Linked DNA regions of Homo sapiens: region 2 is linked to region 1. Evidence: chromatin loops called from intact Hi-C (ENCODE). Cell type or tissue: thyroid gland. All regions are shown on one strand. Each heading gives the region's core, and the rest is flanking DNA. Links, peaks and the distances in the headings are about the cores only. Region 1 overlaps LOC124901659 (a long non-coding RNA gene). Region 2 has its middle 15 kb from the start of LINC03006.

What was found. A loop is a pair of places that touch in the nucleus more often than their neighbours do. Peaks named below come from ENCODE experiments on the same cell type or tissue, not always from the same donor. Only the 100,000 strongest peaks of a DNase experiment are listed, where the experiment ranks them.
Region 2: it touches region 1 in a loop (3-fold over the local background); 1 of 110 quality-filtered maps calls a loop at or near these places.

What each region holds. Positions count from the first base shown.
Region 1 is chr7:65,829,986-65,835,362 of GRCh38, reverse strand. LOC124901659 (a long non-coding RNA gene) reads right to left here. Exons shown (of 4, transcript XR_007060364.1): 4 at 350-472. Among named protein-coding and RNA genes, the nearest start is that of LINC03129, 7.0 kb to the left of the region's middle. In thyroid gland, for the core only: no CTCF peak of the experiment used is centred there; a DNase peak (open chromatin) is centred at 2,876.
Region 2 is chr7:65,782,863-65,788,239 of GRCh38, reverse strand. It overlaps the pseudogene GTF2IP5. Among named protein-coding and RNA genes, the nearest start is that of LINC03006, 15 kb to the right of the region's middle. In thyroid gland, for the core only: no CTCF peak of the experiment used is centred there; no DNase peak of the experiment used is centred there.

The DNA.
Region 1 (5,377 bases), core at 94-5,093:
GTGTGTGTTGAAGTTCCTGTACATTGTTTATTTGCTTTCTGTTTGAAAGAAATCTATCTACTAAGTTATTATTGCTATCAAAAGAATATGTGTGAATAAGTCATTTGAACTTATTCTTCTGTTTTTCTACTTTTATCTTCCTGCCATCATCTCATAGCCTTACTTTAGAATTTTTTTATTTTTTTAGAAAATTGAACAAGTGCTCCTTGTGGTGGCTCATACCTCTAGGATGGAAGGCAGGGGTAGAAGGGTCACTTGAGGCCAGGAGTTTGACACCAGCCTGGCCAACAAAGTGAGACCCCATGTCTACAAAATAATTTAAAAATTAGCCAGATGTCATCATGTATACCTACGGTCCCAGCTACTCAGGAAGCTGAGGCAGGAGGATCCTTAGCCCAGGAGTTCAAGGCTGCAGTGAGCTGTGATTGCACCACTGTACTCCAGCCTGGGTGACAGGGTGAGATCCCATCTACTAAAACAAAAAAGAAAGAAAGAAAATAGACCAAGTGCAAGTTGTATGTGGCTTATTCTGAATATTTCTAAACTAGAAGTTCTCAATCTTTCGGGGTCTAGCATCCCTTTACATTTTTTAACTTTATTGAAGATCTCTAAGACTTTTTCTTTATATAAATAATTATATTAAAATTAGAAAATAAGACAAAATTTTAAAAATATTCATTACATAATAATAAAACTATTACATGTTGATATAAGTAATACAAGACAAAATTTTTAAAATATTTGGCCAGGCGCAGTGGCTCATGCCTGTAATCCTAGCACTTTGGGAGGCCGAGGTGGGCGGGTCACAAGGTCAAGAGATCAAGACCATCCTGGCCAACATGGTGAAACCCCGCCTCTATTAAAAATACAAATATTAGGTGGGCGTGGTGGCACACGCCTGTAATCCAGCTACTCGGGAGGCTGAGGCAGGAGAATCGTTTCAACCCAGGAGGCGGAGGTTGCAGTGAGCTGAGATCGCACCACTGCATACCAGCCTGGTGACAGAGTGAGACTCTGTCTTGAAAAAAAAAAATTTTATTATTCATTAAATATTAATAATAAAACAATTACATGTTGATATAATACTTTTTTTTTTTGAGACGGAGTCTCGTTCTTTCATCCAGGCTGGAGTGAAGTGGCGTGATCGCGGCTCACCATAACCTCTGCCCCCCAGGTTCAAGTGATTCTCCTGCTTCAGCTTCCCGAGTAGCTGGGATTACAGACGCCTGCCACCATGCCTGGCTAATTTTTGTATTTTTTTAGTAGAGACAGAGTTTTGCCATGTTGGCCAGGCTAGTCTTGAACTCCTGACCTCAGGTGATCCACCCGCCTGGCTCTCCCAAAGTGCCGGGATTACAGGCATGAGCCACTGTGCCCACCCTGATTAATATATTTTTTAAAACACTGATTAGTCAGGCAACAACACTGGGCAAGGGTCTCCTCATTCCCAGTGACACAAACCCCACTGCACGGCTCTGGGGTTGCAAGGGCTGCAGAGACAAAAGTCTCTGACTTGAGATTTTATTATTTTATTTGTATTTCTATTTGTGTTGTGAGACAGGTCCTGCTCTGTCACCCAGATTGGAATGTGGCTATGCACTTGTAGCTCACTGCAGGGTCGACCTCCTGGGCTCAAGCCATTTTCCTGCCTCAGCTCCCCAGTAGCTGGTACTAGCGTTGAGTGCCACCATACCTGGCTATTTTTTAAATTTTTTGTAGAGTGAGGGGTCTTGCTACGTTGCCCAAGCTGGCCTCAAACTCCTGACACCTCAAGAGATCTGCCCACCTCAGCCTCCTGAGTAGCTGTGACTACAAGTACATATCACCATGCGTAGCTACATTTATTTTATTTTATTAAATATTGAAAAATATTTTTGGCCGGGTGTGGTGGCTCATGCCTGTAATCCCAGCACTTTGGGAGGCCGAGGTGGGCAGATCACCTGAGGTTGGGAATTCGAGACCAGCCTGACCAACATGGAGAAACCCCGTCTCTACTAAAAATACCAAATTAGCCAGGCGTGGTGGTGCATGCCCGTAATCCCAGCTACTCAGGAAGGCTGAGGTGGCAGGAGAATCACTTGAACCCAGGAGAATCGCTTGAACCCAGGAGGTGGAGGTTGCGGTGAGCCGAGATTGAGCCATTGCACTCCCGCCTGGGCAACAAGAGCAAAACTCCATCTCAAAAAGAAAAAAAAAGAAAAATATTTTTGTAGAGAGGAGGTCTTGCTATGTTGCCCAGGCTGGTCTTGAATTCCTGTCCTTAAAAGATACTCCCATTTCTGCTTTCCAAACAGCTGGGACTACAGGCATGAGCCACTGTACTGAGCCTGAAGAGATTTCTTTAATCTAGCATCCCATACTTGACAGGATTGAGAAAGGCAGTAGTCGTTTTTAAAATTACTTCATAATTCAGTAAGAATCTAACTCAACCTTGACCCCTGCCTTCTCTTACACCCCACATCCAGTCTGTCAGGAAATCCTGTTGACTGTCTTCAACACATACTGAAGATCCCCACCCACCGACTCCCTGGCCTCCTCTCCTACTTCTCTCCTCTGACCATCTCTCAACACCACCATGACCCTGGTCAAGACTACTATCATCTTCCGCCTGGATGTTGCCACAGCTTGGCCCCCATGCTTCTACCCAAATCTTCCCACAGTCTTTCTCAACTCAGCAGCCAGAGAATGCTTTTAAATCGGCAGACAGATCATGTCGCCTCTCTGCTCAGAACCCTCTTCAATTTCCTATCTGGCCCAGCAATAACCTCCCAGGGCTTACACAGTCTGTACTGATCCCTGCCCAGCAACTCCCTGGCCTCCTGCCCTAATTCTCTCCCTCTTTCCTTCTGCTCCACTGGCCTCCTTCCAGAGCCTCAGACACACCTCAGACAGTTTATTCAGTTGTTTCTGCCCACAATCCTCTTCCCTCAGCACCTTGGCCAGCTCCTTGCCCTCCTTCAAGTCTTGGCTTAATTTTCACTTAGGAGGCCACTCCTGATCATACTATTTAACATTGCCATCTGTCCCCATGCCCACCATGCTAATTTCTTCCCTCCTTCTTTCTTTTCTTCCCTCCCCTCCCCTCCCCTGTCCTCCCTCCCTCCCCCCACCTCCCTTCATTTTTTTGACAAGATCTCACTCTTGTTACCAAGGTTGGAGTGCAGTGGCACAATCACAGCTCACTGCAACCTCAAATTCCCAGGCTCAAGCGATCCTCCCACCTCAGCCTCCCTAGTAGCAGGGACTACAGGTGCATACCATCATGCCTGGCTAATTTTTTTAGTATTTTATTTTATTTTATTTTGAGATGGAGTTGCACTCTTCTTGCCCAGGCTGAAGTGCAATAGTGTGATCCTGGCTCACTGCAACTTCTACCTCCAAGATTCAAGTAATTCTCCTGCCTCAACCTCCCAAGTAGCTGGGATCACAGGCATGTGCCACCATGCCCGGCTAGTTTTTGTATTTTTAGTAGAAATGGGGTTTTGCAATGTTGGCCAGGCTGGTCTTGAACGCCTGACCTCAGGTGATCCACCCACCTCGGCCTTCCAAAGTGCTGGGATTACAGGCATAAGCCACCGCGCCTGGCCAATTTTTTTTTTTTTTTTTTTTTTAGTAGACACAAGGTCTCACTGTGTTGCATAGGCTGGTCTTGAATTCCTGGCCTCAAGTGATCCTCCTGCCTAAAATTCCTACGGATTGCTGGCATAAGCCACCATGCCTGGCTTCATGTTCCTTTCTTCTTGCTGCTGCAACATAGTTTGCAATTTCCTAAATTTAGTGGCTTAAAACACTACAAATCTACCATCTTACAGTTCTGGGGGCCAGAAGCCCAAACTAGATTTATTAAGGCTAAAGTCAAGGTGTCAGCAGGGCTGCATTCCTTTTGAAGGCTCTAAAGTGTTTCCTTGGCTTTTCCAGCTTCTAGAAGCCACCCCCATTCCTTGGATCATGGCCCCTGACTCCATCTTCAAAGCCAGAAGTGAAGCATCTTCAAATCTCCCTCTCTGACCTCTGCTTCCATCACCACATCTCCTGCTCCAATTCTGACTCTCCTACCCTCTTTCTTTTATAAAGACTCTTGTGATTGCTGGGCATGGTGGCTGCCACACATAATCGCAACAATTTGGGAGACCAAGGCAGAAGGAACATCTGAGACCCAAAGTTTGAAACTAGCCTGAACAACATAGAGAGACCCCACCTCTAGAAAAAAATGAAAATAAATGTGAGCTGGATGTGGTGTGTGCCTGTAGTCCCAGCTACTTGAGAGGCTGAGGTAAGACGATCACTTTAGCCCAGGAGTTTGAGATCAGCCTGGGCGACATAACTAAATTTCATCTCTACAAAGATGAGCTGGGCATGGGTGACATGCACGTGTAGTCCCAGCTACTTGGGAGGCTGAGGTAGGAGGATTGCTTGAGCTCAGGAGGTCAAAGCTATAGTGAGCTATGATCACATCGCTGCACTCCAGCCTGGATGACACAGGGAGATTCCGCCTCAAAAAAAGAAAACAAAAGAAATATATATCTGGTCTCTGTCCCTGGTTCCTGGTAGAGGGCTTCTAAAGCCCTTATAAAGACCTCAGTGTTAGAGGTGATAGGAGCATCTTTTGTTTTAATATTTGGTCTTGGTCCCAGGTTTCTGACACAAGAGCCTTTAAGAACTTTGGGATCTCCAGCATGACAAGAATGCATTTGGTGATGTTGTTGAGATGACTGGGTGACTGCAAGCTCCTAGATTTTTTCAGGAGGAGGACTGATTGCCGGAAAAAGCAACCACATGATTAGAGGCTTGGAACTTTCAGCCTCATGCACTGAACTCCAGGAGGAAGAGGGGCTGGAGATTGACTTAATCACCAACTGCCAAAGATTTTATCAATCGTGCTTGCATGATAAAGCCTCCATAAACACCCTGAACAACAGGGTTTGCAGAGCTTCTGGGGTTGTTGAACGCAGGAGATTCTGGGAGGGTAGCATGTTCAACAGAGGGCATGGGAGCTCTGTGCTCCCAAAGTTACCCTGCCCTGGGCATCTTTCTTTTCTTTTTTTTGAGACAGGGTCTGGCTCTTTTGTCCAGGCTAGAGTACAGTGGCACAATCTCAGCTTACTACAACCTAAGCCTCCCCAGTCCCCAGCTCAAGGCATCCTCTCACCTCAGCTTCCCTAGTAGCTAGAACTATAGGTACACAACACCACACCCGGCTTTTTTTTTTTTTTTGTAGAGACAGGTTTTCACCATGTTGCCCAGGCTGGTCTCAAACTCCTGAATTTAAGCAATCCTCCCACCTCAGCCTCCCAAAGTGCTGGGATTACAGGCGTGAGTCACAACATCCAGCATGTACATCTCTTTCATTGGCTGTTTCTGAGATGTATCCTTTACA
Region 2 (5,377 bases), core at 282-5,281, 47 kb after region 1:
ATTGCCCACTTGAATGATGTTTTCCAGCCTTGGGATTCCATACCACGAGGGACTTCTGAAAGGAATGTTTTCTGGTAGTCCTTCCGCATACAGATCATTCGCATGGCCTTCAAATTTTTGGTACAGTAGAACCTTGGCTTCAGTGCTCCCCAAGGCTTCAGCTGAACAAAACCAAAGCAATTCAGGAGACTATGCTTGTGTTGAAATCAGATTTTAGTACAATCCAAAGCAAGGTGCAGGTCAATTTTTTTAAATTGGAAAAACTCTAGAAACATATTTACTAACTATTGAAGCAGGCTTAAAGCAAAGGCAAGTATAAATGACCCATTATTAGACAGATCAATGAGACAGAAAATTAACAAGGATATTAAGGACTTGAAGTCAGTTCTGGACCAAGCAGACTTAAGACATCTACAGAATTTTCCACCCCAAATCCACAGAATATACGTTCTTCTCAGCACCACATCACACTTATTCTAAAACTGACCACATAATTAGAAGTAAAACACTCCTCAGCAAATGCAAAAGAATGGAAATAATAACAAACAGGCTCTCACTGCATAGTGCAATTAAATTAGATCTCAAAATTAAGAAACTCACTCAAAACCGCACTACATGGAAACTGAACAACCTGCTCCTGAATGAGAACTGGGTAAATAACGAAATTAAGGCAGAAATAAAGATGTCCTTTGAAACCAGTAAGAACAAAGACACAACATATCAGAATCTCTGGGACACGTTTAAAGCAGTGTTTAGAGGGAAATTTATAGCACTAAATGACTAATGCACTAAATGCCCATAAGAGAAAGCAGGAATAATCTAAAATATAATATTTATGCAGCTAACAAACATGAAAAAATGCTCATCACTGGTCATTAGAGAAATGCAAATCAAAAACAATGAGATACCATCTCATGTCAGTTAAAATGGCAAACAATAAAAAGTCAGGAAACAACAGATGCTGGAGAGGATGTGGAGAAATAGGAACGCTTTTATACTTTTGGTGGGAGTGTAAATTAGTTCAATCATTGTGGAAGACAGTGTAATGATTCCTCAAGGACCTAGAACCAGAAATAACATTTGACCCAGCAATCCCATTACTGGGTATATACCCAAAGGATTATAAATCATTCTACCATAAAGACACATGCACATGTATGTTTATTGCGGCACTATTCACAATAGCAAAAACTTGGAACCAACCTAAATGCCCATCAATGATAGACTGGATAAAGAAAATGTGGTACATATACACTATGAAATACTATGCAGACATGAAAAAGGATGAGTTCATGTCCTTTGCAGGAACATGGATGAAGCTGGAAACCATCATTCTCAGCAAACTAACACAAGAACAGAAAACCAACAACTGCATGTTCTCACTCATAAGTGGGAGTTGAACAATGAGAACACATGGACATGGAGGGGAACATCACACACCAGGGCCTCTCGGGGAGTGCAGGGTTAGGGGAGGGACAGCATTAGGAGAAATACCTAATGTAGATGACAGGCTGATGGGTGCAGCAAACCACGATGGTACGTGTAACAAACCTGTACGTTCTGCACATGTACCCCAGAACTTAAAGTATAATAAAAAATAATAATAACCAAATCCTGCCCCCAATCCAAGGCCACAAATAATTTAATTAAAGCCTATAAAATAGGACACACAGAAAAGTCACTCTGTTTCCTTGACTCCACAACTTGTATGTGTGGCTTATAATGCATTTACTTTATTATCAGTCTCGATAAACTCTGGGGGAGAAAGCCGGGGGTAACACACCTAATCCTTTCATGAAATGTCTAACATGCCATTGAGTGTGTGGGATCTTTTCTCAAGCCCCCATGCCTGAGTGCCATTTGCTGATGGCCCTTCCCCATGATTGAGGAAGCTGGGTCACTAGTTGAACACTAAGTACAAGACAGCATGAGAGTCATGCTTGCAGCTGCAGTTAGCTGGAGGGCTGGTATAAGGCACTGCTCCATGATTGTATATACTGAGTTCTGCCATCTTAGTGATATCTGTATATGTTTTCTATCTTTGAAGATACTTGCATTTTTACATATCAGAATCTCAAGGCTGAGAAATAAAAATTTTAAAAATTAAAAAAAAATAATAAAAATAAATGACCCATTATTACCAACCAGATTTTGGCAGATTTAAGTGTCCTGATCCTAAGACAATCTTAATAACTCTAAGATCTTAAAATATTAAACTTTGTTTTTCAATATTCTTAGGAAGAAGAGAAAAAAATTATAGACGATAAAGAACACAACCTGAATACTATTTGTTTTTTTTTGTTTGTTTTTTTTTTTGTTGTTTTGTTTTGTTTTTTTCCAAGATGGAGTCTCGCTCTGTCACCCAGGCTGGAGTGCAGTGGCATGATCTCGGTTCATTGCAAGCTCCGCCTCCTGGGTTCAAGTGATTCTCCTGCCTCAGCCTCCTGAGTAGCTAAGATTACAGGTGCCCGCCACCACGCCTGGCTAATTTTTGTACTTTTCAGTAGAGATGGGGTTTTACCATGTTGGCCAGGCTGGTCTCAAACTCCTGACCTCAAGCGATCTGCTCACCTTGACCTCCCAAAGTGCTGGGATTACAGGTGTGAGCCACCGCAGCTGGCCTGCAAATACTATTTGGAAGCAGCCTTTTGCCACTATCTGCTTGTGAAATTAATAACCCTCCTCCACTGGCTGCTGCAAACAGGCATATTTCAGGCTGAATTTTCATCCACACTGCAACCACAAGATCAATGTTCTTTACCCCTTCAACCTCATGAGCATGCTGTTTTAAAAGAAATAACTTTCCACAAAGAATTCATGAAATGGGAAATAAAAATAGTAAGCAGAGGCCAGTTTTGATTAAAAGAGGCATAACAACCAAAGTTAGCACATGAAGACTGTTTGGACCCAGATTTAAAGCAAAATTTTTCAGATAATGAGGAAATGAGATACTGTTCAGGTAAGAGTAAGGAAACTTGGCCAGGCATGGTGGCTCACACCTGTAATCGCAGCACTTGGGGAGGACGAGGTGGGCAGATTACCTGAGGTCAGGAGTTCGAGATCAGCCTGGCCAACATGGTGAAACCCTGTCTCTACTAAAAATACAAAAATTAGCTGGGCATGGTGGCGTGCGCCTGTAATCCCAGCTACCCAGGAGGCTGAGGCAGGAGAATTGTTGGAGCCCAGGGGGCAGAGGCTGCTGTGAGCTGAGATTGCACTCCAGCCTAGGGTGACACAGCAAGACTTTGTCTCCAAAAAAAAAAAAGAGTGAGGAAACTCAACTAAGGGTTACAGATGAGCTGACACCAAAAAATCATTGTAATTTTGTCAGATGTGATGAGATAGTAGCTGTGTAAGAAAATGTTAATGCTGTTCGGGGATGCACACTGAACAGATAAAATGATGGTGATGACTGATTTGCTTTACAATATTCCTGCAAAGGGAGGTAAAGGAATAGAAGAACAAAATGTGGGACAATCTTAATGATCACAGAAATTGAGGAATGGGTATTTTAGCGTTCACTGTACTATTTTCTCTACTTTTGAATAGGTATAAAAACTGTAATTTAAAAATGTAAAACAAGGGCCAGGAGCGATGGCTCATGCCTGTAATCCCAACACTTTGGGAGGCTGAGGCAGGTGGATCACTTGGGTCAGGAGTTCAAGACCAGCCTGGCCAACATGGTGAAAGCCTGTCTCTACCAAAAAAAAAAATCAGCCGGGTGTTGTGGCAGGCACCTGTAGTCCCAGCTACTCAGAAGGCTGAGGCAAGAGAATTGCTTGAACCTGGGAGGCAGAGGCTGCAGTGAGCCAAGATCGTGACACTGCACTCCAGCCTGGGCGACAGAATGAGAATCCACCAAAAAAAAAAGTAAAAATGAATTGACTAATCCCTGCTCTGAAGCCACATCCAAACAAAACTCTAAAAAGAAAGATTCAAGCAATTTATATCGTGCTATTTATATATAGATCTCCCTTGTACCTCTGTATGTAACATTTAAATATTTTGCAGCCTGATGGTTGGGAGTGGCTCAAAGCTGGGCATGGTGGCATGTGCCTGTAGCCCCAGCTATTTAGGAGACTGAGGCAGGAGGATAACTTGAGCCCAGGAGTTCTAGTCCATCCCAGACAACATAAGACCCTGTTTCTTTGTTTCTTTTCTTTTTCTTTGTTTTTTTTTTTTTTTGAGATGGAGTTTCATTCTTGTTGTCCAGGCTGGAGTGCAATGGTGCAATCTTGGCTCACTGCAACCTCTGCCTCCTGGGTTCAAGTGATTCTCCTGCCTCAGCCTCCCAAGTAGCTGGGATTACAGGTGCATGCCACCACGCCCCGCTAACTGAGTATTTTTAGTAGAGATGGGATTTCTCCATGTTGGTCAGGCTGGTCTTGAACCCCCCACTTCAGGTGATCCACCTGCCTCAGCCTCCCAAAATGCTGGGATTACAGGTGTGAGCCACCGCACCCAGTGGACCCTGTTTCTTTAAAAAGAAAAGTCGGGGAGCTCTCAGGGAGCTCACTGATGAATTATTTTGGTGATATCAACAATTGCTATCAAAACACAACTATAAAATCCAAAATTATAGGCTGGGCATGGTGGCTCACACCTGTAATCCCAGCACTTTGGGAGGCTGAGGCAGGCGGATCACGAGGTCAGGAGATCGAGACCATCTTGGCTAACACGGTGAAACCCTGTCTCTACTAAAAATACAAAAAAAAATTAGCTGGGCATGTGGTGGGCACCTGTAGTCCCAGCTACTTGGGAGGCTGAGGCAGGAGAATGGCGTGAACCCGGGAGGCGGAACTTGCAGTGAGCCGAGATCGCACCACTGCACTCCAGCCTGGGTGACAGAGCGAGACTCCGTCTCAAAAAAAACAAAACAAAAAAACAAAAAAACAAAAAAACCCAAAATCCAAAATTATATCTATTGCCAGATCTTTCTCCTTACTTCCAGACTTATTTATCCAACTGTCTCCTTCACCTCCACACCTCAACTTAAATGTCAACTTGAAATTAATTAATTAATAAATAATTTAATTATTTATTAATAATTAATGTCTTTGTTCTTAGATCGGCTTTCCTCTAACATCTCAAGATTTGTCTCAAATTCTTACTTCATGATATTAGCACCAAATCTGAAGGGCTCTAGTACAGGAACTCTCTGAGATCAGAAACACATGTATTTTTGAGAAACCACACAAAATGAAATAATTATCATAGCTGTAAAAAGAAATATGCCCATAAACAAATCATAGTAAAGGATTAGAGGCTTTCAGTCACACTAGAGAGTGATGTTAAATAAAATTATTCTGTTAATTCAACAAGGAAATATATAAGCCTAATTCTAACAAAGTTTTTATAAAATAAAAAAGAACCAATT